2 separate regions of the Homo sapiens genome follow, and region 2 is linked to region 1. The links are chromatin loops, found by intact Hi-C in ENCODE. Cell type or tissue: natural killer cell. All regions are shown on one strand. Links, peaks and the distances in the headings refer to the core of each region. The heading gives the core; the rest is flanking DNA. Region 1 overlaps LINC01934 (long intergenic non-protein coding RNA 1934). Region 2 overlaps LINC01934 (long intergenic non-protein coding RNA 1934).

What was found. Hi-C counts contacts between places; a loop is a spot of excess contacts. Peaks named below come from ENCODE experiments on the same cell type or tissue, not always from the same donor. Only the 100,000 strongest peaks of a DNase experiment are listed, where the experiment ranks them.
Region 2: it touches region 1 in a loop (2.4-fold over the local background); 3 of 110 quality-filtered maps call a loop at or near these places.

What each region holds. Positions count from the first base shown.
Region 1 is chr2:181,157,538-181,173,151 of GRCh38, forward strand. All of the region lies in intron 1 of LINC01934 (long intergenic non-protein coding RNA 1934), which reads left to right. Among named protein-coding and RNA genes, the nearest start is that of LINC01934, 42 kb to the left of the region's middle. In natural killer cell, for the core only: no CTCF peak of the experiment used is centred there; DNase peaks (open chromatin) are centred at 5,744 and 7,894; H3K27ac peaks cover 3,798 bases.
Region 2 is chr2:181,267,775-181,283,388 of GRCh38, forward strand. All of the region lies in intron 3 of LINC01934 (long intergenic non-protein coding RNA 1934), which reads left to right. Among named protein-coding and RNA genes, the nearest start is that of MIR4437, 30 kb to the right of the region's middle. In natural killer cell, for the core only: no CTCF peak of the experiment used is centred there; DNase peaks (open chromatin) are centred at 7,967 and 8,187; H3K27ac peaks cover 1,013 bases.

The DNA.
Region 1 (15,614 bases), core at 4,869-12,868:
TGTGTTCATTAACCACAATTTATACCAACATTGCACATCAGAAGATTAGTGATTCCATCTGGGTCTTTGTGAGGAAACTTCATTTTTCCCTCACAAGGAACCTGGCCCGTCTGATTTAACAGTTTCAAGGGATGGTTACAAAATATAGTATTACATATTTCATGATGGTGTATTGTTCAAAATGTAATAATGTGAACATCATGTATAAGTCATATTTGTTTATTTATAGGTAAACAGAGAAATACTGTAAATATAATATCTCACCCTACTGTTTAGTTACCTTGGAAGTCTATTGTATTTCAAAATGAAGCAGAATGCATGTTTCTTCATTTTATTCAAAATGAATAATACTGTAAATGCTTTTATGAACAAAATTATGTATCTTTCCAATTCTGATAGACTACAAGTAATAGTAAAATGCATTTAAAAACTTGATGATCACATGATTACAAAGGTAAGAGAACACGTGTCTTTAGGGTGTGGCAAGCAAGGTACCCAGGGTGCACCTTCAGATTCCAACTCTGCACTTGTGCTAGCCTAAGAGTATCTCATTAAATTTTGTTCCCTGTACACCTTGTCTGCCTGACTCTAGTCCTGACCCCCAATATATCCTAGTTCTATCATTTGTGGAGTGTGTGACCATGGAAATGCAAGTTACTCTCTCTAAGCCTCAGTTTCCTCATGAAGAAGTACCGGTAATTTTAATGTAATGGCAGTGTGCAGGGTGAAGGGAACATACAAATAAGAGCCCATTAATGAGATTTGAAAGTGCCTCAAAACTCACAAAACAGTAGAGGTTAAACTGACCTGAGAAATTTAATTATTTTACTTCCCTGAGGAGAAAATTGACAGTGAGTTGGAAGGTGCAGGGACTTATCAGACGCTATTCATGTTTTGGGGCAGAACCAAGGTTGGAGATAAGTTTCCAGGATTCTGTTCAAATGCTTTCCACTGTACCACACTTACTGCATAGCATAGTGAACTAGGTTGGGGACTCTGGATTTGTAGAGGAAGCAAATGGATTCAGGAAAGTTACAAAGCAATCACTGACTGGTGATCATTGTAAAGTGATGGCTAAGACGTCACAATAGATAGATGTTTACAATTCAGACCTTTGATGACTAAGAAAATGATGCCATCAACTGAAATAAACCATGAAAATTTGTAGGAGAGATGGTGAGTTGGCAAAGAATTGGAGTAGAAAAAGCATGCTTCAGCCAGGATGAGAAGGATTTAGATAATCTATAAGGAATAATTTTTTTTGAGAAAGAAGCCTGCTAGGGGCTTGTAGTGGGATATATAGGCAGACTGGAAAAATTATGATGGTCTTTAAAAATAGGATAGTTTTCTGGGGTGGCTTAAGTATAGCATTGCTTATACGCAAGAAGTTGTCTTCAGTGATTTCTCAAAGTCCATCTGAAGCCTGTGGTTCTTTGAAGTTCTTAGATTTAGTGCACTTAGTTTGTTAAATGGATGTTGGATATGGGACATACAAATATGATGGATTTGAATTGACCTTTTGAATGATGAGCGGAATCAGCTATGCTTTACCAGAGGGGTCACTGTGGTGTAACCTTTCCAGATCCTATGGGCTGGAGTGCTTTTAAAGACCCAAGCATCTGAAACTTCATCCATGCACTAAGCATATGTAATCGGCATGTCTGCCAGGGCAGTTACAGACAAGAAAGACTTGTCAGGCGGCAGCGTCTGCACCAGAGAACTGGGAAGCTTCTTGAGTTGACTTTTCATCAGTAAAAGTGGGATGACGAGCCTGGCTAAGTTGTCACAACATAGATTCTTGTAGAAAGTGACTCTATAACCTCAAGGTTACATTTAACACCATTTTACTTTTCCGGCTCAATTGGTAAATAGTCATGCGTTGGCCATTGTTCATTTTCTTCAAGCATGCCTAAGGACTCAAAATAATTTTAAGAGAAACAAATTTTAAAAGATACTGTTACGTTTCAACTTTTGTTATTGTGAGAGAAATCAGAGTGGCCAAAAATGGTATTTCAAAACCCTGCTTTTGAACTTTCTTAGGCTAGAACCCAGAAAAGCTATTTCTACCGTGGTGATATGTGAGTCTTGGTGATTTTGACCAAATACATTTGCTAATTTTAATGGAGTAGTTTATTCATAGCATCTTGATGAGAATTTGGGGACTGCTTGTCCATTTAGTTATGGTGATGGGCATCACTCACAAAGATAGAATGTGTTCAAAGCTACACTTCTTTCTTTATGGTGCGTGGATTTTATTTCAATGACTATTATTGAGAGGAATATGGAATGAATATTATTAACATTATTAATTTAGCCAAACTAGAGAAAAATTATTTCTATAGACTTGTAGCAGTGTGATTTCATTAAAGCATGCATTGAAATTGGGCATTTGGGGATACTGACTGCCCTTGGTGTGTATCTATTTGGATGGAATTGAAAGGGTCTATAGGGATGAAGTTTGATGTGCTGGATCTTGGGGCCATGGAGGAAGGCGATGCTGAAATGATGGAGACATTATGGGGTCTATGCACAAGCCCAGTCTACAGGGCAAGAGTCAGTATCTTTAGCTTTGAATGGGCTAAATAAAGAAGAATGCAGAACCATTTTGGAAGGTTTTACAGTTTTGTGAGGAATTGGAGCAGAAATTTTGGTGTACATGTCTCTTAGTCAAATGAGGGGACGCTGCAAATGAATTAGAAGTGTTCTTACTTTCCCTTGTAACATTAATTAAGTCATATCCCTGTTCTATAGTTGATGTCCATTTCATGGAGAAATATGGGATCAAACTGTTGATGAAAAATTATAAAATTTAGTTTTTATCACCACCATGCTTTTAGCAGTAAGAAATAATGTATTTATTATGTATTCATTCATCATATGTTTTCAGCTGGATTCTAGAGTATCAGTTGAAGAATCAAGAGAAGCATCAAACGCAAAGGTGAAATTATGGAGGTCTGTTAGCTTTACACAGCCTTCTGATCATACTTGAATAATGTTTTAAAAGGTATATCCCATGACAAGAGTGATGCTTAGTTAGAATATGAGCTGTTTTGCACCTACTGTGTTCTACCTGACATATCACAAATATTTGTGGTTATTGCGCATCCCCTGTAGATATTAGTGTTTGCAATCCCTGATCCAGAAGTATGTTTTCAAGGACCATATAGAAACATTATATCTTTACATTACATAAACATCACCAGGTCTGACCATGCTTTAAGTCCAAATAAAGTCTCATTAATATTAATACTAATTAATTATGTTTCTTTTATTCTATATATATGACTATAGAACTTCAGCACCACTTGTTTCTGCATATATCCAGGGACATCTCACATGCATACAAGAAAAAAAAAATCCACTCATGTTTTTTACCTTGCTGCCAGAAAGTCTTTGGAGGGAGCAGTCCTACCACAGCTGCTGCAGCTGATGCCCTCGTGGGGAAAGCACCTTCACTGAGACTCCATCGCCCTCGAGGGTGGCCACCACTGCTTGGCCACTGCTGTCCAGGCCCCACCAGATATTGTTACTCTCTTTCAGTCCAGAGGTGGGGATATTCCTTTTTCCATATTAGTTTTAAACTTATTGCTAGGTGCCAGAGCCCATACTCTTAGAGTTTCACTGGACAGTGGCTTCTTTAGTGCTGAATTTAATTATTCTTCCTCATTCATTGCCCAAGCCATCCTTAGAACTGTTTGGCAGAATAACACCAGGCCATGCCATTATTCATCATTTTTTCTCATATCTTTCCTCATGTTCCTCCAATCTCCAACTCCCACGTACTTCTTTTTCCTCCTTTTGGTAAAAAAGTGCAAAATCTTGAATACATTTCACCTCACCCAAATAGGCACTCTGAAACATGACTCTCAGTCCCTTAAGCAGATAATGGAACTCATTTTTGGACTAGCAGGATATACTACTAAATTTGTATCACCTAGTATAGTTAGCAAACTGCATTTATTTTCATCTTTTTATGGTTTGTGTACCCATAATCACATCTATATAGGTATACTCACAAGTACAATCTTTGTGAAACCTGTTTCTAAAGTAGGGACTATTCATTTATTCTAGTAAGTTCTACTTAAACATTCCTTTCTTGACATCTTTGGTTGATTCATAAAGTTAAGCTAATCTATATTCAATTCTTTACATCCCTTCTATAATAAATAAGAGTTACAGAACATAATATTAGTCTTGCCTTGTCATACCTTTTCCCATATTCTCTGAACATGTGAATCTTCTTCAAGACACAGTTCAGGACTCCTGTCTATGAATCTTTTTTTGATTAGTCATCTCTTGTTTCAGTCATTGCCATCACATTAGTTCAGTTTCAGAAAGGGCTTTTTATGGAACACTGTACCCTGCTTTTTTCTTTTCTTTTCTTTCTTTTTCTTTTCTTTTTTTCTTTTTTTTTTTTTTTTTTTTTTTTTTGAGGCAGAGTCTCACTCTGTTGCCCAGGCTGGAGTGCAGTGGCCCGATCTTCGCTCACTGCAACCTCCGCCTCCCAGTTCAAACAATTCTCCTGCCTCAGCCTCCCAAGTAGCTGGGACTACAGGTGTGTGCCACTACGCCCAGCTGATTTTTGTATTTTTAGTAGAGACAGGGTTCCACCATGTTGCCCAGGCTTTTTTCGAACTCTTGGGCTCATGTGATCCGCCTGCCTCGGCCTCATAACGTGTTGGGATTACAGGCGTGAGCCACTGCACCAGGTCATGGAACGTTGCTTTCTTGAAAGATGTTAATAAGTGTTCCTTGGCAGGGATGAGGGAAGAAATTTGTGCCAAACTAAACTTGGGTAATTCTGCTCACTTTTATCTACCTTTCTCAGTGTACATAAACACATTAAAAGTTTTAAGGTGTGCGGTGGCTCATGCCTGTAATCCCAGCACTTTGGGAGGCCGAGGCGGGCAGATCACAAGGTCAAGAGATTAATACCATCCTGGCCAACATGGTGAAACCTCGTCTCTACTAAAAATACAAAAAAAAAATTAGCTGGGCGTGGTGGCCTGTGCCTGTAATCTCAGCTACTCAGGAGGCTGAGGCAGGAGAATAGCTTGAACCAGGAAGTCGGAGGTTGCAGTGAGCTGAGATTGCTCCACTGCACTCCAGCCTGGGTGAAAGAGCAAGACTCCATCTCAAAAAAAAAAAAAAAAAAAAAAAAAGTTTTATGTGCTTTATAAATAAAGAAACTAATTTAACTCTGTATCCAATCTTATAAATATATATGCTCTAACATTCATATTACATTTGTTATATGTTGCAGCTTTGTTAAACTGAAATTTCTTAAGAATAAATCAATGTTCTCTATTTCTATCATTAACTCTCCTTGGTACGTGATCCAATATTGTCTATAGATTCACTAAACTTACTTATTAGATACTAGACCCAACGCTAGGTCCTGGAGGTTTCAAGATGAATAATTTTTATAAAGATTAATAGACCAAAGAGTAGTTTCAATGAACAGTATGTTGGTGATAATTAGTATTTGCTGAGTTGTAAATTCCTTGGAATTTGATCTCTAATTCTAATTATTAGAATTTACTCTCTGTTTCTCTGATCTATTTCAGAATCTGTTGTTTTTTTTTTTTTTCCTGTTGTTGTTATACAATTGTAAAAGGGGTTTTAAAAATACTTGAAAACTGGGCCAGGTGTGGCAGCTTACACCTCTAATACCAGCCAGCACTGTGGAGGGCTGAGGTGGGTGGATCCCTTGAGCCCAGGAGTTAACAATCAGCCTGAGCAATAGTGTGAAACCCCAACTCTACAAAAAAAAAATGCAAAAAAAAAATTAGTCAGGCTTGGTGGTGCATACCTGTAGTCCCAGCCTCTCAGGAGGCTGAGGTGGAAGGATCACTTCAGTCTGGGAAGTCAAGACTGCAGTGAGCCATAATCACACCATCGCACTCCAGCCTGGGTGACAGAGTGAGACCCTATCTAAAAAAAAAAAAAAGAAAACCAAGAGCAAGTTGCCAAAATATTACACAAGGATTTCTAGTTTTATTTTCTGTTTCACTGTGATTGGGTAAAAGTAAAGATATATAAATATAAGACATAAATGCATTTTATTCTTTGGAATCTAACATCTTCAATTAAAAATGAAAAATTTCTAACAGGAAGGATCAAGAGATTGGAAAGTAGCCTAATAAGTCTTTAAAATAGTGTTTCTAGGAATCTGATATACCAAAAGCAAGGAGCAATAGGAAATACAGATAAAGGCAGGAAAAGGTAGATTTTGTTACAACACTATTGTGGTTTCTGAAGGAGTTTGGCCTCATTGGGTGATGCACATCAGTGTTAATTTCTAATACTCAGAAAATTAGTAACCTTTGTACCCAAGAAGTGAACATTCAGAGTTCAAAGAACCACCCACCACCCCAAATCATTCAATAATTTTCACTGGTGTTCTACTACAAGAATTATAATTCACTTGTAATTATGGCCACCAAAAGAATGTTTTTTTTCCATTTTATAATTCAACAAACACTTGTTGGATCACTAGTTGATGTCATGAATGTATTAGGTGCAGTGGTGGTGATAGTGGATGGGTGTATTTGAAAATAAATAGTGTATTCTAGGGAGAATATATAGTCTTTTGAGAGAGAAGGTAGGCTTAAAAATATAGAGTGCTTTCAAATACACTAAAGGTGTGCAAAAAATATTACTACTACATGGTAGAGGAAAACACAACAAAACTTTAAGAAACCTCTTGAGGAACGTCTGGTTTGGCTTCAGTTTATTTAGAAGAATGAAGAGCTCCTAGACAAAATGCTAGCATACATAACACAGAAACAAAATAAACTATAAATACCTTATAAATAAATTATAAACTACCTTGAGGAGACAGATGAAAACAAATTAGAGTTAAAATCTTGGCAAGTGAAGGTAGATATTATGCCACAGAGAAAAATTTGAAGAAACTGTGCTTGTGGAGTTTGATAAGGTTCTTCTCACAAAATATAAACTGTGGTCTTTTAATGAAACAGAAGGTTTTCACATTCTATGGAATAATAGTGATTTTTGATGTCAGCTCTGGAGAAAAAATCCTGGTGATATTTGGAGACCACCTGTTCTGGATAGTTTCCATGGTAAGTCACGAGGTGTACCAAGATTCTTACAACCCATCAACTTCTTCATGCTTTTGTGAATATACTGAGAAGAAATGATACCACTGAGAAAATGATTTAGAATGTATTTCTTATAAATTTTAATTCTAAGGTAGAAACTGAAAAGGTTGGATTTACAGGTGGAATTTAAAAAACAACAACAAAACTCTTTCTGCATTTGTGAATTCTGGCATAGAAAGAAGAATAGGGAAGTGAAACACTGACCTTACAAATAATGTTGAAGAACATAATTTTTTAAAATGCCATTGCTCAGGATGAAAAACACATGGGTTTGACAAGAGGAGGAAACATCTTGTTACAGCATGCAAGTCTGTCAAAATAACCTTAGATTGGTGAAGAGTGTTTAAGAATTGAGAGGGTTTGGGCATAGGGAAAGCAAAAAGAGGAAGATACCAAGAATTTCTCAGGAGGAAAAATAATTAGAAACTATTATTGTACCCTCAGATACCTATGTTCCAATTCCCAAATATAGGGAATGTAGAATTGAAGATACATATATTTGTAGAATGTGGGAGTAAAATCATTTAATAAAGGAAGAAAATATTTCAAAAGGATGCTACCACCTGGCTATCTACAGGATGGCCACTGCCAGCAGCTCCTGTTGCTGCCTACTACTTTGGATCCCAAAGTTTTTGGATGTTAAAATGGGCCAAGCATGAGTTCACCTCTTCATACCCTTTTTAGAGGGTCTAATTTTGATTTCTACCCACATCCTCTGGAACCGTGATGAAGTTAGTTTCATTTCTCAGCCCTAGGTCTGTCATCCCTTTCTTAGGCAGCTTCGGTCTGGGCAAGCTTGATGCTGAGTTGGTCTTATGTTTATGGTTCAGTATTGGGTACGTACGTGTCCTAATACAAACTTAAGGGGGGTTTCCTAACTACTAAGATCATATCCATGATTTTGTGTTGTGTTAAAAACATGAATGTATTTAGTTTACAGTGGAGACCGCCAGATATCTGTCTTTAGGGACAGTTAGTAGCAAACTGCCTGTGGCTAATTGTAGAGAATAGTCTATAGAAGATGTATCTTGGCTTTCCCCAACTGCTGAGGACAGAAGTCCTTTGAACTGTGAAGAAAAGAAAGTAGAATGTGGTGGTGGAGGAGGGAGAGGAGAGGAGAAGGAGGAGGAAGAAGAGGAAGAGTTGTCTCACTTTCTTTACCCCGTTCCACCTCCAACTCCCCACATGTATTAGTATGTTCTCACACTACTAATAAAGACATAACCAAGACTGGGTAATTTATAACAGAAAGATGTTTAATTGATTCACAGCTCCACGTGACTGGGGAGGCCTCACAATCATGGTGGAATGCAAAGGAGGAGCAAATTCATGTCTCACATGGCAGCAGGCAAGAGAGAGTATGTAGGGAACTCTCCTTTATAAAGCCATCAGATCTCATGAGACTTATTCACTATCATGAGAACAGCATGGGAAAGACCCACCTCTATGATCCAATTACCTCCCACTGGGTCTCTCCCATGACATATAGGAATTATGGGAGCTACAATTCAAGATGAGATTTGGGTGGGGACAAAGCCAAACCATATGATTTTGCCTCTGGCCCCTCCCAAATCTCACATCCTCACATTTCAAAACACAACTGTGTCTTCTCGACAGTCCCCTAAAGTCTTAACACATTTCAGCATTAACTCAAAAGTCCACAGTCCAAAGTCTCATCTGAGACAAGGCTAGTCCCTTCTGCCTATGAGCCTGTAGAATCAAAAGCAAGTTAGTTACTTCCCTGATACAATGGGTGTACACACTTTGGGTGAATATACTCATTCCAAATTGGAGAAATTGGCCAAAACAAAGGAGCTACAGGCCCCATGCAAGTCCGAAATCCAACAGGGCAGTCATTACAACTTAAAGTTCCAAAATGATATTCTTTGACTCCATGTCTCATATCCAGGTCACACTGATGCAAGAGGTAGGCACCCAAGGACTTATTCAGCTCTGTCCCTGTGGCTGTACAGGGTACAACTCCCCCTCTAGCTCCGCTTCTTTCACAGGCTGGCAAGGAGTGACTATGGCTTTTCCAGGCACACAGTGCAAGCTGTCAGTGGATCTGCCATTCTGAGGTCTGGAGGATGGTAGCCCTCTTCTCACAGCTTCACTAGGCAGTGCCCCAGTGAGGACTCTGTGTGGGGGCTCTAACCCCAAATTTCCCTTCTCCACTACCCTAGCAGAGGTTCTCCATGAGGGCTCTGTCCCTGTATCACACCTCTGCCTGGACATCCGGACATTTCCATGCATCCTCTGAAATCTAGGCAGAGGTTCCCAAACCTCAATTCTTGACTTCTGTGCACCTGCAGGCTCAACACCACTTGGAAGCTGCCAAGGCTTCAGTCTTGCACCTTCTAAAGCCATGGGCCCAGCGGTACCTTGGCCCCTTTTAGCCACAGCTGGAATGGCTGGGACAAGGGCACCATGTCCCTAGGCTGCACACAGCAGGGGGGCCCTGGGCCCTGCCCATGAAACCATTTTTCTTCCTAGGCCTGTGGGCCTGTGATAGGAGGAGGTACTGTGAAGACCTCTGACATGTCCTGGAGACATTTTCCTCATTGTCTTGGCAATTAACATTTGGGTTCTCCTTACTTATGCAAATTTCTGTAGCTGGCTTGAATTTCTCCTCAGAAAATGGGTTTTTCTTTTCTATTGCATTGTCAGCCTACAAATTTTTCAAACTTTTATGCTCTGCTTTGTTTTTAAATGTAAGTTCCAATTCCAAACCATATATTTGAATATATAACACTGAATGCTTTCAACAGCACCCAAATCACATCTTGAATCCTTTGCTGCTTAGAAATTTCTTTTGCCAGATGCCCTAAATTATCTCTCTCAAGTTCAGAGTTCTACAGATCTCTAGTGCAGGGGCAAAATGCTGCCAGTCTCTTTGCATATCTAGAGTTATCTTTACTCCAGTTCCCAACAAGTTCCTCATCTCCATCTGAGACCACCTCAGTCTGGACATAATTGTCCACATCACTATCAGCATTTTGGTCAAAGCCATTCAACAAGGGTCTAGGAAATTCCAAACTTTCCCACATCTTCCTATTTTCTGAGCCCTTCAAGTCTCTAGGAAGACACAAACTTTCCCACATTTTCCTATCTTCTTCTGAGCCCTCCAAACTGTTCCAACCTCTGTCTGTTACCTAGTTCCAAAGTCACTTCCACATTTTTAGGTATCTTAATAGCAGTACCTCACTCTACCAGTAACAATTTACTGTATTAGTCTGTTCTTACACTGCTAAAAAAGACATACCTGAGACTGGGCAATTTATAAAGAAAAAGAGTTTTAATGGACTCAGAGCTTCATATGGCTAGGGAGGCCTCACAATTATGGTGGGAGGCAAAGGAAGAACAAAGTCACATCTTACATGGAGGCAGGCAAGAGAGCATGTGCAGGGAAACTGCCCTTTATAAAACCATCAGATCTCATGAGACTTATTCATTATCATGAGAGCAGCATGGGAAAGACCGACCCCCATGATTCAATTACCTCTCAGCAGGTCACCCCCGCGACACTTGGGAATTATGGGAGCTACAATTCAAGATGAGATTTGAGTGGGGACACAGCCAAACCACATCACCACACTAGAGTTGACCACACGACTAATGTCTGGATCCATTCACTTACCATCAAAGCCAAATTCTCCTTTGGTTCTACTAGTTCATCTCATTTCTACCCCTTCAATTATAGTTTATCTAAGGACCTGTTAGTTTATTGAAATCAGATGTGTGTTTTGAATAATAGTGGTAAATCTGGAGAGGTTTGTTGAATATTTGTGGACTGATAAAGTTAGTTGTAACTTACATATATTAACTCAGATACAAGAGACCATATGATGTATCTATCATTGCTGAAGTGTAAATACATTTAGAGATAAACAAGAAACAAATAGTGAACTAAGAAGTATTTTATTCACATTTTAAATAATTTTAAAAGCCAGAGTTTGCTCCACTAAAATGTGAGAAGGGAATATAATAAAATGAAAAGCACTTTAGCCTTCTCAGTTTTCTCCAATTAAAAGTATTTTGCAAACTTTGGGAGGCTGAGGCGGGAGGATTGATTGTGCCCAGGAATTTGAGACTGGCCTGGAAAATATAGTGAAACCCAGCCTCTATAAAATGTAAAAAAAAAAAATTGGCCTGGTGTGGTGGTACACATCTGTGGTCCAAACTAATAGAGAAGCTGAGGTGGGAAAATCACTTGGGCCTGGGAGGTTGAGGCTGCAGTGAGCCATGATTGTGCCACTGTACTCCAGCCTGGGTGACAGAGCAAGACCCTGTCTCAAAGCAAACAAACAAAGAAACAAAACAAACAAACAAGAAACCCCCCAAAAAATCAAGGGGAAAAAGAACATTTTGCAGTTATTCAGAAAACAAAAGGTTTTAAAGACTAAATCCACATTTGCTGTGCAGAAAATGGGTGTGGAATATGCTATGAAATTATGTGTGTATGTGTTTTCAAAATGGCTTGGGTTAGAGTATGCTAATGGCAAGAATTCTATTTATTCTATGTAATATTTTTGGTTTTAGTGTTTAATCTTTACTTTCTCTTGCTGAGTATTACATAGAGAGATAGAGAAATCTGTTGACTATTATGGAAATGTGAAATGACTTTCTTTTCTAGCTGAGAATTCTAATCATTTTCTAAAAATCAAAGGTCTTATCATCAAGTATTAATTTTTATAGAGGGCAGCTAAAAAGGCTTTAAACCTAAGATTTCTATGTAAAAGATTATTAAATCAAATTTATCCATGAGTGTATATATCATTTAGAAAAGGCAAGTGAAACCTGTTTCTCTAATCCTAAGCAACCATATTATCAGAGGAGGGGTAAAATCATGCAATGATGTCACAGGCTCTGCATAGAGATCAAATACAATTTAGAATAGTTGTTCTCAAACTTTAGTGGGCATACGAAATCAGCTGGAGATCTTATTAAAATGTAGATTCTTCTCCAGGAGAGCTGGCTAAGGCCTTTGAGCCTGCATTTCTAACAAGCATTCTCCCAGGGAATCCCTATGCTCCTGGCCCTTGGATGACACTATGTAATGTGAGTGATGATTTGGAATAAGTTTCATAATTCCACTTCATTTTACTTTACCCCCTTCTCTCCCAGCAGTCAGCCTGAGGTCAGAGTAAATTGTCATACTGAAAGGATAAGCTGAGGAAGAGTTTCTATAAAACTTTGCTGTGGATAAGTCAACTAAAAAGAAGTTACATGCCTTTTCACTTAGCTGGCCAAAGTTGCTCATGGGCTACAAGAGAAACAAAAGATCATTGGTAACATACGTATTGCATGAAAACTTTTTTAACAATATGGTTTGTTGATAGTTAAAGGCAGGAAAGTGGGAATTTTCTACCAAACTACTAAATGTTTATTATCATTAATATGTCTCTTAGTAATGTAAAGTAAAAAGGAATTATTGCTTTGAAAGAAAAAATAAAGTACATAGGTAGTAAATAAATGATTCAACACCACCATAATGATATCTTTCTGGCTTTTCAAATTAAATGTACACATTTCTCCTGGTAATTAGGTAATTTCTCATTTCCTACAAATGTGTGAGCTCCTTGATGGCAAGGATCGTGCCTCATCCCACCTCTGTGTAGTCTACAGGATGCAGTGCAGTTCCAGCTGCATAAAGTTTTGCTAGCATTTAGGACATATTGATCACGTGCAACCTTCTCTTTTCTTGACTCTTCATTTCACTGCTTTATATTGCAAACAAGGTGCCTAAGTATAAGGCCAGTCTCTCCTTGAAAGATGCAGTTCAGGGTGCCCATGTGGTTCTGGTTTTCGCTTCCTGAAACTTATTTGTTTTGAGGTGACTCTTCTCCTGTTTACTTTTGTGCAGAACTGTGTCTAGAGTTTGAAAGGGAGGCTGACAAGAAATCTCATAAAATTTTCTAGGAAACAAATTATCTGACTTTTAGGACTCTAAACATTTATTAAATTATTATTGAAGTTTGGGGGGTAAGTTTATTATACTACTCTTTTTAGGTGCATTTGAAAATTTACATAATCAAAATCTAGAAGAAATTGGGACTTGAAACAAGGAAAAATACTATTTATAAGTTTGAGCATATATAAGAATAGAAAAACAAACACAAAGACATGGCGTATGTGTTTACTAAGAAATAAAACATATGTGTGCAATTTGATAAAACTTGAGTTCAAAATCTTACAGAAGGATTTTTTTTTTATTAATATAAGGTTTTAGTCTCTACTTACAGGGACTAAAAAGGCTGAAGTTTTTAGAAGCTTATCACTGTCATGATCTCTTCAAGTAGATTAAAAATGGTCAAGTGTGAGGGGGTATTTTAAAAGGCTACAATGATAATGAAATTTCCCTGCTAATTACCAGCATATGAGACCACAACTTCAGGCTTAGTTGTTACATGGGTGCATTCATTGTTTTGGCAGTGCTCACACACTGAACTTGGCCTGTCATCTCAAGTGTGCATCACAAAGAAAAACTACATTAAGAGTTTGATTAGTGCAAACCTAATACTACTGTTAGTGAAGCAACTCAAAGTAAATTGAGTTACTGATTTATGCATTTGTTTAAGCAATAAACATTAACTAAGGAAATATCTTGTGCAAGACACTGTTTTCTAAAGACTATAGGAGAAACAAGATATATTGTTCTTTTCCTCAATATTTTGTAATTTAGTTGAGAGGATTGACTTGGGTTCTTAACTGTAATATAAACAGACTGCAGTAAGTTCTACCAGAAAGGCACAAATGAAGGTCTAGAGAGGTTAGGAGGTAGAACGAAGTATTTTTGCTTTGAAAGGATGCCCCATTGATAATGGGTCAATAAAGTATCTTGCTGGGCATGGTGGCTCACATCTGTAATCCCAGCACTTTGGGAGGCCAAGGTGGGTAGATTGCTAGGGCCCAGGAGGTCGAGGCTCCGGTAAGCTGTGATTGCGGCACTGCACTCCGGCCTGGGCAACACAGTGAAACCCTGTCTCAAAAAAACAGAAAAAAAAGGATCTTCATGTCTAACAGACTTCTAGATATATCAGTGTTAAAAATGTTATTTTCTGACCTGAAAATATCTTACCCCGTAGGCTTTAATTGCTTTTATAGACATTAGTAAATATATAAGGTCAAAGTATGATATACCATTTTAGTACCAGATGGAGGTTACAAGCTATTGAGTATACAAATACAGTTACACATCGATATGTATAGTATGATTCCTATTATATAATAATGTGTATATTTGTGTGTATCTACATATATCTAGCATGAATTTGAGAAAATTTTTGAGCAAGATATATACCTTTATATCTAATTCTTTATGCTAGACTTAACTATTTTTAAAGATTATACAAACTTTAAAAATAGTTAAGTCTAGCATAGAGAATTGAGTGAGTGGAGTAGAAGAAAATTTTACTTCATAGGTGATCCTGGGAGATTTTTACTTTTTCTTTTTAGCATTTTTCAAAATAAAAAGCTGTAATTTTAGTTTCAATATAGAAGAGATATTTTAAAACTTTCTAGTCCACGTCTGTGCCTTTGGCAAAATAATAAAATCATATGTGCGGACATTGCTTGTTGCTTTTAGATTTTCCTTTCATTTAAAACAAAGTGCTAGACTATAACTGCATATTTTTATCATACAATACTAGAAAAAAAATACACCAAAATTAAGTGTGGTTGTGTGAGAGTGGTGAGGTATTTATTATCTTTTCATTATATTCCAATTTTTTGATAATATAATATATTGTTTTGATTAGTATTAAAGAAGAAAATAGAAATTTATTTAAAATATATAGGCTTATATATGGCATGTATGTGCCTTTCAAGACTAGTGCAAGGTTAAGCTTATAAGACTATTAAAAAATATGTTTACAAAAACTAGGTACCCTTTATTTCTAAAGCATGAGTCAGTGAAACATTATCTATACATTATACTGTACATGAACAATTAACAAGTTAGTGATGGCCATCTATGAGGAGGAGATTTATTTTTCTCAAAAAATGATGCATTCACATTAAAACTGTAACATACAAGTTGGACATGTCATAAACATCTGCTTAAAGTGTCAAGATGTTTTGGGTTTTTTTTTTCCTAAAAGTCAGTGGTAAAAGTAGGTAAAAACATTATCAGATATCAACACATTTATTAGGAAGTGTTCATCATGCATTTGCCACTCCTACTACCCAACAGCTGCACATAACAGAAAGGCCAAGGACTCCGGTTTCAGACTCAGGTCTACCACGTACATACCAGATGGATATTTTATCATGTTACTTAATCTTTCTCCGAGTCAGTTTCATCATTTGTAAGAAAGGAGTAAATAGAAAATAATGATTCTTTTTTTCTCTTGGTGGAAATATATCTACCATTTTTTTGTCAAAGAAACCTCATGCTTTCAATTGGGTGGGTGGGGGCCCTACGGACTATTAGAGAGAATAGTTGAGGAAGAGAAAGGAACTAATATTTATTATATGTCTTCTCTTTGTTAG
Region 2 (15,614 bases), core at 4,204-12,203, 110 kb after region 1:
CTATTTTCTAACTTTTCAATTATGTAGCTTGCTGCATTTTTAACCTTTCAATTATGTAGCTTGTAGCGTTTTTCTCATTTAAATTAATATTTACCTTTGTAGTTTTGAATTTATAGTTTTGTAATCTTAAAGAGGGCTGAAAAATTTTATACACTCAAGTTGCCAAGATTGATCACTGGTTATCATCACTCTAGATTTCATACAAAATGCAAATAGAAAAATTCTGTTTTCTACTCTTCTCAAGCTTATTTTTTTCTAGTGGCAAATGTATAATATTAAAGCTAATATAATATTAGAAATTCAAATATTTTAATATTTTAGTGAGGAAACTAAAGCTCAAAAAACTGACAACATTTTCCAAGTCAGATCAGTTGGCAGCAACACACAATAATCATGGTTCAGGGCTCCTGGTTCCTATCCCCCGTTCTTTTCATCATATTATGTGGTCACTCTTTAGTTAAAGAAATGTGTTATAAAAGAGAATACTCAAAATATGGCATTGATGAGATGACTCTGTGAAGTTCTTACTATTAATTTACTCAACCACTAACTTAACCATCAACCATTCAGTGAGCACTGGGCATTCACAGGTGGCTCCTGACCACATAGCCCCTGACCTTAAGCAGCTCAAAGGAGCAGACTAATATAGACTAGTAGACTAATATAGAAAAATGTTGTAAGATGCATAGTAATTGTACACCTTGGAAATCCACCAGGGAAAGAATGTGAATCTTCTGATCCATAATATGATTTGTGCCCCTACATATTCCTTGGGGATATGTAGGAGGGCTGGTTCTGGCTCCATCTGCCACCACAGAAATAATCTCTCTATCGTATCTCACTGTCCTTCCCACCACACACACAGTCTATTTTTACTCTCATTCTTACTGTAATTCACCACACACACACTCTATTCTTACTCTAATTCTTACTGTAATTCACCACACACACACAGTCTATTCTTACTCTAATTCAGCACACACACACTCTATTGTTACTCTAAGTGAAGAGTATTAGAAATAACTTTACTTCTCAATCCTCCACTACACACACACACACACACACACACACACGCACAGAGACAGAGAGAGAGAGAGATTTATTAAATTGGATCACGCAATTCTGGAGTCTGAAGACTGATAACCAGGAGGGCCAATAGAGTACGTTCCAGTCCAAGTCCAACAAGTCCAAAGGCAGGAGAAGACCTGTGTCTCAACTCAAAGACCATCATGCAGAGAGAGTGGATTCTCTCTTTCTCAGTCTTTTGGTCTATTAATGCCTTCAAGATATTGGATGAGACCTACATTGGAAGAAAATATGCTTTACTCTGTCTATTAATTCAAATAGTAATCTCACCCAGAAACATTCTCATAGACACACTTAAATAATACTTAAATAACTGGGTACCTGTGGCTCGGTCAAATTTACACGTGAAATTAACCATTACATCCATCTTTCTTCTCTTCTTCTTGACCTCTTTCTTCATTGCTACCTTAGATTAGGGCTCTCCAGAAGCAGACTCTCAGATGAGAATTTGTGGAAAAGTAGGTTACTAAGAAATATTCCCAGGGAAAAAAAGAAAAGGAACAGACAGTGGGACTGGGAAGGAGAGAAGGCCAAGCCAGGGTGGATTAAGCCAAGTTCTAGTGAGATGAAGAAGCTCTGGAGGCATGCAGGCCATACCTCAGAGATCACCCTGGCAGGTGCTGGGTAAATGGGATATTTACACCCACACAAGTCCCATTAATGGTAAGGATGTAAGTTTTCAGCTACTCGCTGTTCTCTGTTCACAACAATCATAGGCTCTGGCAGCCAGAGAGTAGCCCTCTGAGGAGGTATCACAGGTATGGCTTTTGAAAATGGAAGCACCATATCCAGGCAGATCAAAAGAGATCTGAGAGAATTGGGAGGAACACAGGCAGCATGTGCTGCAGTCGTCATCCTCTTAGTAATAGCCACAATAATCTCAATGTCATCAAAGACTCTGCACGAGACCCTGGACTCCATATTTTCCATATATGATATTAGCAGTCAATCATCACATCAGATTTATTATAATTAATACAATCTCCATTCTACAGAGGTGAGGAATGGGGCTCAAAGGAAGATAAGTGACCACAGGAACAGCCAGTGCTGATACAGTCTTTCCCACCCCCAGATGCTGCCAATTCCTTGTCCCATGTCACTGCCCAAAATTATCTGCTGAAAATACCATGTACTTGCCATGTGTATTAGTCTGTTCTCATGCTGCTAATAAAGACATACCTGAGACTGGGTAATTTATAAAGGGAAGAAGTTTAATGGACTCATAGTTCCACATGGCTGGGAAGGCCTCACAATCATAGCAGAAGAGGAAGGGAGAGCAAAGAAACGTCTTACATGGTGGCAGCCAACAGGGCTTATGCAGGAGAAGTCCCCTTAATAAAATCATCAAATCTCATGAGACTTATTCACTATCATGAGAACAGTACAGGAAAAACCCACCCACCCATGATTCAATTACTTCCCACCGGCTCCCTTCCATGACAAGAGGGAATTATTGCAATTCAAGGTGAGATTTGGGTGGAGACACAGAGCTAAACCATATCATCATGTAAGATAATTGGATAGAATGCCAACATGTCCATATGTGGTAGAGAAAATGTTTCATTACTTATAGTTGTGCTCACATATATTTTGTTAAGTGCCTAGGACATAACCCTGCATTCATTCAGAACCCTCCTGATATTGATGAAAAGTAATGCAGGTCTAAGCTGGCAAACAAAAACATCTGCAATTGCTCTAAAAGTTTATTTTTTAAAGCTACTTAAAAGATGCAATAGTTGGCTGTCATGGAACTTTTTACACCCAATTTTACACTCTGGGTTTCAGAAATTTGCTGAATATAAAACAAGTCTTTAGACTACCGAGTGTAGTGCTATTTTTTTAGTAGCAAGAAACAGTATTTCCAGATTTAGCCATTCACTACTAAGTGTAAAGAACAAGTGGTGGAAAATTCTGTGTGTAAGCTATAAGTGCTAAGAATGTCCCACGGTGGGGAGTCATATAGCTTCACCTCCTAAAGGCTCTCAAAGAGACAGCTGCATGTTTTTTAAACAAAATAAATGGATTTGTATACTCCACTACTCCAGAGTTAGCAATTACTTTGAGTTCTTCATTAAAAATGCATATAAGTGAAGACATAATTAGGAAGATTTAGAAATCTTTGTGTTTTCTGTAGTTATTTAATGTTTTGCAAAAGGAATACTGTCAAAAAAATTTACCGTTTCTCAATGTTAATTTTGAAAGTGGCTTAGTAAGGGATAGTTGAACCAAACCACGGCATTGTTTTAGGGTGGATATCAGGTTGTTTTTCTTGGTGAGTGATTTCCTCGCCTATCATAAATTAGTATTTTCAGCTTCTGAGATTTCTCAAAGAATTGAACAACAGAATATTTATTTAAAGTGATATCTTTCAAATTAGAGCTTTCTAATTATGTGGGGGAAACCAGAAATTTGATAAATGTGCACAATTGTACAATACTGAATATTTTTAAAAGATAGTCAGAATTCTTTCTTATTAATTTTCACCTTGCATTTTAACACATTTGGCTTCTTTTATTGTGGTGTCTAGCATTATCTTCCATAGAGAAATGCACTTCCAGGAATGCTTCAGCCTGTGTGGGTACATTTAAAGTTACCTGATAATGATGATGAGATGAATTCATGCAGTAATTAGAAGAAAGATAGCTTGAGGCACCTAAATTATGTGGCTCCAACTGGCCTTCTTTTGGAAAACAGCTAAAAAAGGTTATCATCTTCATTTTGTGAATGTTTTTCATTTAAAAGGAAAACAATGCTCATAAAAGTTTTAATATTATAGACTAGAAGAAGAGCGAACTATTTAAATACAAGTTCCTTTAATTTTCAGGTATATTTATTTTGGTTTCCTTCTGGACGCTGGTGAATGATGGTTATTGTTTTCACACAATGGTATCATATGTATGTGACTTCTGACCCTGGAGACAAACCCTCCCCACACACACACACACTAACAAGGGACCCACACAGTTTTTTTCTCCAATCCCAAGGAATCTCTCCTACCCCTCTTAGTCTTCTCAGAGCCATCTACCTCTTTCCTCCCCTCCCCATCACCCAGCAGAATCTTTAGGGAGAGAAGGAAAGGGTTTCAAGTATCTCTAAGCAAGGAATTTAGAAATCTGCTTAGGCTGGGCACAGTGGCTCACACCTGTAATCCCAGCACTTTGGGAGGCCGAGGCAGGTGGATCACCTGAGGTCAGTAATTCAAGACCAACCTGGCAACACAGTGAAACCCCGTCTCTACTAAAAATACAAAAATTAGCCAGACATGGTGATGTGTGCCTGTAATCCCAACTACTTGGGAGTCTGAGGCAGGAGAATCACTAGAACCCAGGAGATGGAGGTTACAGTGAGCCAAGATCGCACCATTGCACTCTAGGCTGGGCAACAAGAGCGAAACTCTGTCTCAGAAAAACAAAAAAGAAAAGAAAAGAAATCTGCTTAGCAGCTGAAAATCTGAGGGCAGAAGAAAGGAAAAATACAGTCATGTGCTGCATATCAATGTTTCGGTCAACAACGAACTGCATATACAATGGCAGTCCCCTAAGATTATAATGGAGCTGAAACATTTCTATCACTAGGGACATGGTAGCCTCATAGTACAACACATTACTCAAGTGTTTGTGGTGATGCTAGTGTAAACAAACTTATTGCCATACCAGTAGTATAAAAGTCTAGCACATTTAATTATGCATAGTATATAATACTTAATAATGATAATAAAATGTTAGGTTGTTGGCTTATGCATTTATTATGCTTTTTATCATTATTAGCATGTACTGCTTTTATTTATTTAAAAATAGTTAACTGTAAAACAGCCTCAGGCAGGTCCTTCAGGAGGCATTCCAGAAGAAGAAGGCATTGTTATCATAGGAGATGACAGCTCCATGCATGTTATTGCTCCTGAAGACCTTCCAGGGGGACAAGAGGTGGAGGTGGAAGATAGTGATATTGATGATCCTGACCCCATGTAGGCCTAGGCTAACGTGTTTGTTTTTGTCTTCATTTTAAATGAAAAGTTTAAAAGTATAAAGATGAAATTTTAAAAATTGAAAGAAGCTTATAGAAAAGATATAAATAAAATATTTTTGTATACCTATACAATGTGTTTTGTTTTAAGTTATGTTATTACAAAAGAGTCAAAAGGTTTTAAAAATTACAGTTTATTTAAAACTTAGGGTAAGCTGAGGTTCATTTATTAGTGAAGAAAGTTTTTAAAAATAATGTAGTGTAGCCTAAGTGCACAGTGTTTATTAGGTCTACAGTAGTGTACAGTAATATCCTAGGCTTTTACATTCACTCATCACTCACTCTCTCACTCACCCAAAACAACTTCTAGTCCTGCAGGCTGCATTCAGGGGTAAGTGTCCTATGCAGGCATACCATTTTTAAATCTTTCATATCATATTTTCACTGTACCTCTTCAATATTTAGCTATATTTAGATACATAAATACTTACCATTGTGTTAAAATTGCCTACATTATTCAATACAGTAACATGCTGGACAAGTTTGCAGCCAAAGGAGCAATAGGCTATACTGCATAGTCTAGGTGTATATAGGCCATATCATCTAGGTTTGTCTAAGAATACTCTATGATATTTGCACAATGATGAAGTCACCTAACAATGCATTTCTCAGAACATATCCCCATGGCTGCCTGACTGTATGTGAAAAAAAAAATGATTCAGTAAAATTTTTTAGAATATACTGTTCTCTTTTGTCCCCACCTATGATATTTTACTATGAAGTTTTCATCTTCTAATGCAGCATATCAGTAACAGCCTCTCAACCCATTTTCCCTCTTTCTTACCTTTTTGGGAGTCACAGGCTTCGGCTGGATGGAGTTCAGGGAGACAGAGCTCTGGCCAACCCCCAAAGCAGAACCTATGCAGGAGGGTATGGTGTCCACATTGCCTCATCCGAGGCAAAACTACAGCTATGTCAGGAGGGCATGGTAACACCTCAGTAATACGTTATATCTTCCTCACCACCTTGCTAAAGAGAAGCCAGTTTTAGACACAGTGATATGTAAGTGCTTCTTTTTTATAATTTGGTGAGGATCACCTTACTAAAGTGAGGATTTACTCACTTTGGCAATGTAACACGTTTATTAATTTTTTAAGCACAGAAAACTAATTTAAAAAATTTTCTTACCTTTAAGAATACAGATCAAGGTTTCAAAAACATTTTCAGTTGGAAATCTTTGGGTAGGAAAACTGCAGTAATGAGCAAAAGGGATAAAAAGGTAAAACATGTGCAAAACAGATGTTGCACCTAATTTCATGCCAGAACAAATTAAAAATCAGAATCTTGCTTTGTGATTTAGACGATGGACAATCTATACAGATGTGTGTAGGCTGAAAAAAATTCTCCTTGTGAAACTGGACATTTTTAAATTATGAGAACCTACTTTCTAAAAGCAACTGGGATCAATTACTAAAACAGAAATCTCTTCTTTTGTTTGGAGATTGTCAACAGTATCCAAACCTTGACATTAGATCAGCACCACATGGAATGAAAATAATTTTGAGGTTCATGCATCAAATGTAAAAACATGATTTAAAAATTTGAGAACATTTTCATAAAGAGTAAGATCCATATAATATGTGGTAATTTAAAATGTATTAAAACACACGAATTGGGCATCAATTAAGTTAGAAAGAACTGTGTTAGAACACCAGGCAGGTGGTCAAAATGGTAATGAAAAGAAATAAAAACACAGACAGTATGGAAGAGGCAGCCTGTAAACACCAAAACGGTGTCAGAGTCACAGAGTCACTGCCTGGTAGAGATGCTTGCAGGTTTTTTTTTTAATGTAATTTAAGTATTTCCACCCCCACGAGGAGATTTTAATGTAGTTATGATACATTTGAATTAATATCTTAGAGATTTCAAGTATCTTCTTCATAACGATCATCATTAGTCAAGAATAGAAGTTTTTAGATTTGAGGTCTATTTGCTTTCCAGAGGATCTGTAGATGGCTACAGAGGGTCTCTGACTCCTTTACAATTGTATGAAATCATCTATATATATATATATATATATATATATATATATATATATATATATATATATAGAGAGAGAGAGAGAGAGAGAGAGAGAGAGAGAGAGAGAGAGTACATAACTTTCATACATTCTTATGAGGATTCCATGACTTCTCAAACATTAAGAAACTATTGGAAAAAGCAGAGCTCTACTAACAGGAGACATGTCGATTTATCTTACATAAAAATGACCCGTACAACCCAGGAAAGCTTTGCAAACAGCCAAAATGTAAAACAAATTAAATGTTGTGTTTATCCCTTCAGAATAGTGCAGCACAACAACTCCAGTCATACAGTTTTTATTTACATGAATATTTTAGAAATCCAGCTATTTGTCATTAGACACTCTCTCTTTATAATTTGAAAAATTTCAAGAGCCATGGGAACTAACCATAGGTTATATTATGTTGTATATTACTGGCAAGTACTCAATAAAGAGCTGGCAAGAGACAGTAAATGAAAAATAAATATGTGGCTCAATCTGGTCAAGGGAAAATAACACAGATAACAAGGAGGGATTAGGTCAAGCCCATATTGTGGGTTGTAAAGCACCTGATTTCATGTAATTCAACTTATCAATATTCATGAGCACTTATGGTATGCAAAACACTGTGTTTCTGGTGCGAAAAAAAAACTAAACTTGAAACTTAGTAATGTTATAATTTTTCTTGTTTTAACCCAAGAATAATTTGTCAAATCAATGAGGAAGTTATGATTTGGGCTTTGTTGGTTTTTCACCAATAAGAGGATGATAGCAAGCAAGAACCACAGTGTGGTGGATATACATGATGTTGAGTTAACTAAGCTGGAAGGGTATTTCCCTCTATTCTTTGCCTGCGTACTTCTGGGTTAATGTAAGGTGCAAGAGACACAGTGCATAAGATGTGCACTAACCCTAACCCTAACCCTAACCCTAACCCTAACCCTAACCCTAACCCTAACCCTAACCCTAACCCGGGTTAATGTGAGGTGCAAGAGACACAGTGCATAAGATGTGGTAGGTGGAAGTGAAGTAGAAAGCATATTCTTTTATGCTGGGAAGGTCACTTGAGGGCACTGCTCTGTTTGCAGCCCTCTAGTGTTGCTGTTTGTCTGAGGGCTCACCTTATTGGTGCTGAGCAGTGGCGGGCCTGCAGCTCCTCCAGCTCCTGGCAAGGCCTGCAGCTTCTGATTCCCAAGTAAGGTGCATGTTGAGCTCTGTGATAATAAGCTCCAGCTTTTTCCACACTAGTTTATTAAAATTTATAATGCAGAAGGCATTTTTAAGTAGTTTGCTGCTTGTCTGAGCTTAGGGAGTAATCAGAAATAACACAAACTCTTATGAATCAGTTGCAGTTTCCATCACAGAACAGTCACAGCATTGGAGAAGTTGGAGGTCATGAGAAGCTGGCCTCAGAACCAGTTTATCCTTGTCTTCCCCTCTCCATTGAGGTCCATCTTTCCTTACCGCTGCCTACCCATTTTTTTTTTCTATGTCACTCATAATGGTTCTTTTCTAATTGATGTCATATACCAATGTATACCCAAATAACCTGACAGATATACATAGAAAAAGGATTTTAAATTAGGGGATCAATTGTTGATGTCAGAAGCAATATTTTTGCACTTTTTCAAACTCAATGCAACCTAAATCGTTCCCATGCTGGTGTATTAAAATTTGTAATGCAAAAAAGCATTTTTAAGTAGTTTTGTACTCTCAGGGGCATAATAAATTATCAGAAATAACAAAAACTCTTATAAATCAATTGTAGTTTCCATCACTTTACATAATATATTCTTTCTAATAACAACTAGTAGAGCAAAAACGTACTTTCTGCAGAAAAAGTAGAGAAAGGGAAAATCCAGGATCTCACTGAACTCATTCTTTGGCTTCTTTTTATTTCTGGAATTTGACTAGAAAGAATATTGATCTTTTACAGTGAAAAAAAAAAAAAAAAGAAAAGAAAAAGAAAAAGAAAAAAAATCACATCACATTTTAAATGTATTTGGTGCCAAGCTATCATTTATGGAAATAGATAACTGTTTCATAGTTAGTGGAAGCCGCTTACCTACTTTTGCAAATAGTAGTAGTAGTTACTAGATACCACATTGGCCCAGTAAAAGAGAGTTTAGGGAAAGAATCCTGGACTGATTTGAGAGTCATTAGGTCTTATAGAAAGATATCTTACAAGAAAAAATCATCAACTCAAATTAGATTGAATTAAAGAGGAGAATTTATTGGGATGCATAATTTTTAAAATACAACCCAAGAGTAGAGATATAGCTCTTTATCTTTCTTTTTCTGTCTGAATCCCCACCCTCATCTTTGTCTCTCTCGCTCCTCTCTCTCTTACTCTCCCTGTCTCCTATCCACCCCTTTCTCCCTTTTTACCCCTCTCCTTCTCTGTTTCCCTCCCTTCCTCTATCTTTCTCTTGATAGTTCAGGGTGCATGTGGCACCCACTCCTAGCTTACATAGCCTTCCAGCTTGAGTGCCACTGACCAACTAGCTAGTGTCTCTTCACCCAATTACTAGAAATATTCATTGTTATAATTCAGCCAATGGATTGACTATGCAAGGGGAGAGTTTCCACTTACAGTCGGATCAGCTATGGGCAGGGAGCAAAGTACAAAAATGGCTACTAAAGACAGTGAGTGACCCTTCTCGAAGGAGAAGTGGGATGGGCAGACACCCTGAGATATTTTCCACTTTACAATATTTGACTCTTCACCTAGTGGAAAGCAGCTGGATTCAATTGCTTTTTTTTTTTTTTTTTTTTGAGACGCTGTCTTTCTCTGTCGCCCAGGCTGGAGTGCAGTGGCGCGATCTCGGCTCACTGCAAGCTCCGCCTCCCGGGTTCACGCCATTCTCCTGCCTCAGCCTCCCGAGTAGCTGGGACTACAGGTGCCCGCCACCACGCCCGGCTAATTTTTTTGTATTTTTAGTAGAGACCGGGTTTCACAGTGTTAGCCCGGATGGTCTTGATCTCCTGACCTTGCGATACGCCTGCCTCGGCCTCCCAAAGTGCTGGGATTACAGGCATGAGCCACCGCACCCGGCCTCAATTGCTATTCTTAAGCAAGAAGCAAGTAACTCTTGGTGCTTCAGTTCCATCACGTTAATTTATGTAGAAAACCTATTTCTACTCTGGAGCCTATTTTTGAAAGCATGTAGTCTTTTAATGATAAGTACTATATAAATATTAGTTATGGCCATTATAAGTCTTTTAATTTTTTTTTTGTCTTTAAGGTCCAATTATTTTTTAAAAAGTATTTGTTCTAGCCAGGCGCGGTGGCTCACACCTATAATCCTTGCACTTTAGGTGGCTGAGGAGGGCAGATTGCTTGGGCTCAGAAGTTGAAGACTAGCCTGGGCAACCTGGCAAAACCCCATCTCCACAGAAAAATGCAAAACTTAGCCAGGCATGGTGGCACAAGCCCGTAGTCCCAGCTACCTGGGGGGTTGAGGCAGGAGGTCGCTTGAACCTGGGAGGTTGAGGCTGGAGTGAGCCTAGATGGAACCTCTGCATTTCAGCCTGGGGGACAAAGTGAGATCTCAAAAAAATGTATATATATGTATTTGTTCTAGATAACTGTTTGGTCTCCTTATCAGTCTGAAATAAGGGGTTCAGACTCCCATTCTCAAGGTATGATCGCGATAAAAATGTGACAATAATTTTGAGAGATCTTATGGTGTATGTCATCCCCCGGAGGTTGTGCTCTTCTTTCTGAATAAGAGGAAAATGTTATGTTCCCTGAATGTTTATGCAAATAAAAGATTTATTTTAACATTGAACCATAAACAAAATAAATAAGACATTTCTGATATATGAAAAATATCACAGTGGGAGTGAGAAATTATGTACAAAAAGCAAAATGAAATTGCAGAATGCTGTAAGTAGAAGGGGCTTTGGGGAGCATTTAGAGATTAAATGATCCAATCCAACCCTTTTAATTTCCAGGTTAAGAAATTGAAGGTTAGGGGAGATTAGGCAGCTTTCTAAAAATTAGTTTACATTTGAGCTAGGCCTCGGTCTTGTAATTCCAAATACAAGCCAAATAGCAAAATCTTGCCTTAAAAAGTAAATCGGGGAAATTAAAATCTTTCTCTATGTTCTCTTTCCTAGTTAGAAATTATTGTTCACCCAACAATTCATCAATATGACATCACTTAAGGATGTAAGAGAGAGAAAATAGTTGAATCTTCTTTGTCTGTATGATTAAATTATTTTATTCATAGTAACTTTGTTTCTACCATAAAGTGCTGCATAGTATATGCTTTTTAATAAAATTAATTGAAACTTGTATTGTTAAGGATGCTCATAACATTTATTAAATAATTAATGATACCCTTGACTTTTACCAAACCAGAATTGGAGATTCAAGAGTGAAGAGAATGGTACAAGCCTTAGTTTCCATCACATTTGGCACTGAATATCAAGGGCAGAGATCACATATAATTTATTGTACATGTATAAAATATTGGGGAGGCCAGCAAGAACAGAAGAAAAGCAAAGAGAGATTTAAAGATTTCAGAAAGAAAGAATCATAATTCACTGTTTAAAACTTCCATGGGCCTGAAATATCGTTCTATGATGAGCCTTGTCAAAGGGTAACATGAAAAAGTTTTAAGGTTCAGAGTGAACGATACATAAACTTATAAGAGAAAATAGTTGCATCCATATGACAGGGAGAAAAGGCAGGAGTTATTTTAACATGGAATCATATGCAATTGTTTGTATATTGCCGTTTTTTCCCCCTTGAGACATTCTGGCTGCCTTACCCTTGGTCAAGTCTCTTGACTCATTTGTAAAGTTAAATTTCATCCAGGGAAAGCCTTTCATGTCTCTTTATATCACATTCTACTTTCATTTGGTTTATTTAATGATTTATTAAATACATTAAGCATAGCACAATTTCCTATGAGAGTTGAAACATATGACTAAAATTATTTTAAAATTATGTTTATGTTGTGATTTATAAAATTGCAAATTGTCAAAGACATAAGGGATAACGGTAAAATAGCACACAGTTGCTTGAAGCCTACACATTACTCCAAGACCTCGCTTGAAAGCTGGTAATTCCCTTGAAATAGCCCATAGGGGAAGCATATGCAAGGCAACTGACAGCATGTGGTTTGAATAGATGTGCCTATATAGTGAAGGACCAGACTCGGAGAAGGTATTAATGAAGAATATGAATACAGGAGCAATTTCTTAACTTGGTACAGAGACTGACCCCATTTTTATCCAATTTTTATAATCTGTATTATTTAAGGGAGAAAAAATTTTACTCAGGGCTGAACACTCAATACTTTAAGTGTGCTCTAATGGATGTATCATGTAGAGAGCAAGGCAATTGCTTACCTCTTTTATTATTTGGTGGATTTATAAAGTGGCAAAAAATGGATTAGTAGCCATAGCAGCTTGTATTGATAGTGAACAAGTCACTTAACCTTTCTGTGTATCAATGTCTTAAAACAATTCAATCATTAATTCTACATACTGATTGTCAACTATATGCAAAGCATTTTGCGAATTCCTAGGATGAAGGAGTGGGAGTGAGTGATAGGAGATGAGGCTGGATGAGTAGTAGATACCAGATTTAAAATGGCCTTGTGTGACATAATAAGCAGTCAGGATTTATCCTTTATAGTCTTTTGGGTGTTATTAAAGGATTCTAAACAACGGAGTGGCAAAATTGGCACTGACTCTTAGAAATAACACCCTGGTGGTAATGTGAGGCATAGATCAAAAGAGGATAAACTTGGCCCGGTTAGGACAACGGTAATTAATCAGACCAGAAATTATGGTTGCCTGAACAAAAGCCATGTCAGTGGTGATGAGGAGAAAAGGACGGGTTTGAGAAATTGTTAGGAAGTTTGCTTGTAATTGATTAGATTTGGAGGCCAAGAAAGAAGCCTGCTTTGATAGTGATCTATATAATAATATTGATTTCTGACTTGTAAAATAAAGCATATACAGAACCTTGCATAACTTCAATTTGCTTTTATAACAATAAAAGTAATTGTTAAAGATTATTAACTTTGTCTATCAAGTGATGCATGTAAATGAATAAAGTACATTTTTGGATTGTGTATGTAATACAGACAAGCTTAAACACTGTTTTTTGTTGTTTCACTTTTGCTAATAAATAAGTTGAGAAAGCTGGTCTAATTTGACAGTCTTTATATTTAAAGGATAGCTTTCACTTCCCTATGGGAATGAGAAACAGCACTTATAGAAAATTCCATACAAAGCTTTGAGGTCTAACATGCCACGATTTGATAGACTAGGGCATCTGAATATTTAGTTCCTGACTCCAGAGAGCAAATGTTAGAAGATAGAATTGATGAATATTTGACTTAAACTAATTCCTTGAATATCTAGCCATGTATTTTATACCATCTATAACTGTGGTTTCTCAGCACTTAGAAATATGAGCGCTGAATAAAAATGTAGAAAACCACCTGTCTACATGGCAGTCTTCCAAGAATCTACAATCTAAATTATGCTTACCACTAGCAGGAAATGTAGGCAGCCACCTTCTACTTGTCATTCTCAGATCCATTTTTCAAAGGAAGACTATTGCAAGGAAACTACCTTTATGTTAAGACTGATATAATAGAGTACACTTCTTGTACATGGGGGCTTAGAATTAGGTGCTAGGATTTGAGGGAAATCAAGTGAGGCAGACACACAAAACATAACTTCTAACATATCTTTCAGGCATTTGATTTTGGAATCTAATGCAGTATGAGTTTGCTAGTGACCAAGGAAGCCAATAGTGAAGCAGAGTAGTATTAAGTTTCAGTCTCTAAGTTAAGTAACACAAGAATAGTTTCTTTATGTTTAATTGATAAGTTTTTGGTTGTTTTTGTTAAGTTAAAAACTTTTTGATAATTTTCTGCCTTATAACTGTGTATAAGCCCCTGAATTGTTATGGTGTGCGGTACAAAGATAGAAGGAATGGCCTCTGTATTAGGCTGTTCTTGCATTGCTATAAAGAAATACCTGAGACTGGCAATTTATAAGAAAAGAGGTTTAATTGGTTCATGGTTCTGCAGACTGTACAGGAAGCATACCACCAGCATCTGTTTGGCTTCTGGGGAGGCCTCAGAGAAATTTTACTCATGGTAGAAGGTAAAGTGGGAACAGATATGTCACATAATGAAAGCAGGAGCAAGAGTTGGGTGGAGCAGTGCCATATTTTATAACAACTAGATCTCATGAGAACTCACTCACTATCATGAGGACAGAATCAAGCCATGAAGGATCTGCCCCCATGACCCAAACCCATCCCACCAGGCCCCACCTCCAGCACTGGGTATTACATCTTAACATGAAATTTGGATGGGACATCCAAACTATTAGATTGGTGCAAAAGTATTTTGCTTAACCTAATATATCAGCCTGTAATCAACAGAGTGAGTATTAAGCTCTATTTGTGAGATACAAATATCACTAAAAATGGAAAATAAAGATTGACACATAACAATGGTTCATGATTTCAAATCAGTATACTGTTAAAATTTCTATTAGATAATTTTTTTACTAATTTCTGTTAGAGAAATTAGTAAATTGTATGTTTGTTATTTATAACATTCCACAGTGGTTAAATATATAAGATTAAATTCGGACCTAAGACCTAGCTTCAAAACTTGAGTCTGACATTTACTAGTGGTGACACTGTGAATCAGTTATTTAACCTCTTGAACTTTAATGACTTCATTTTTAATGGAGAAATAGTCCTAGCAATTGAGCTCAAAGTAATTCTCATTAATAGTTGCTGGATATTATTAGTACTGACAGTAGTAGAAGTAGGAAATCCTTTTTTTGTCCCACAAAATAATTGAGGTGAATTATTTTTAAAACTTAAAAAAAATGATAGTAGAAAATAATCAGGATATTTTTCTTAGTATATAAGAGTTAAAAAAAGAAAAGACTAGAGTCAATATGTGTGAATTTATGTATATCTGTGTGAGTCAATATGAGAGAGAGGTATCTTTGTATATTTGAGCTTTCAAATTTAAGCTTCAAATTTGGCTTTAAGATTCATGGCAGCCAATTTAAAAGAAGAATATATTCAGTCATATCATTTCTCAGTATCTATATGGGAAAAGTATGCCAATTATTCAGATAAAGCAACATTTTTCTTAACAATAATTTCTTAATGGGATTTCTTACAAGAGGATTTACAGAGAGCATATTACAATAAATACACATTATGGTTTCAACACTCGATTGCTGAAGCAAAAATATTAATGTATTGTTTTCTGTTTGATCTTTTGGAAAAGCCCATCTTACCACCAGTGGACAATTCAGTGATGCAAACTCCATGAAGGATAAAGTTCATGCAGTTCAACTATGTAGGTTTTTGTTAGTCCAGTTCTTTGATCCAAGGAAGAATTTAGAGCAACTTGAAAGATGGTTGGAATATGCAATTATGTTATTTAACACAACAGTTTAATTGGCTTTCTGATGACAGCTGGTGGAAGAAACTGTGAGC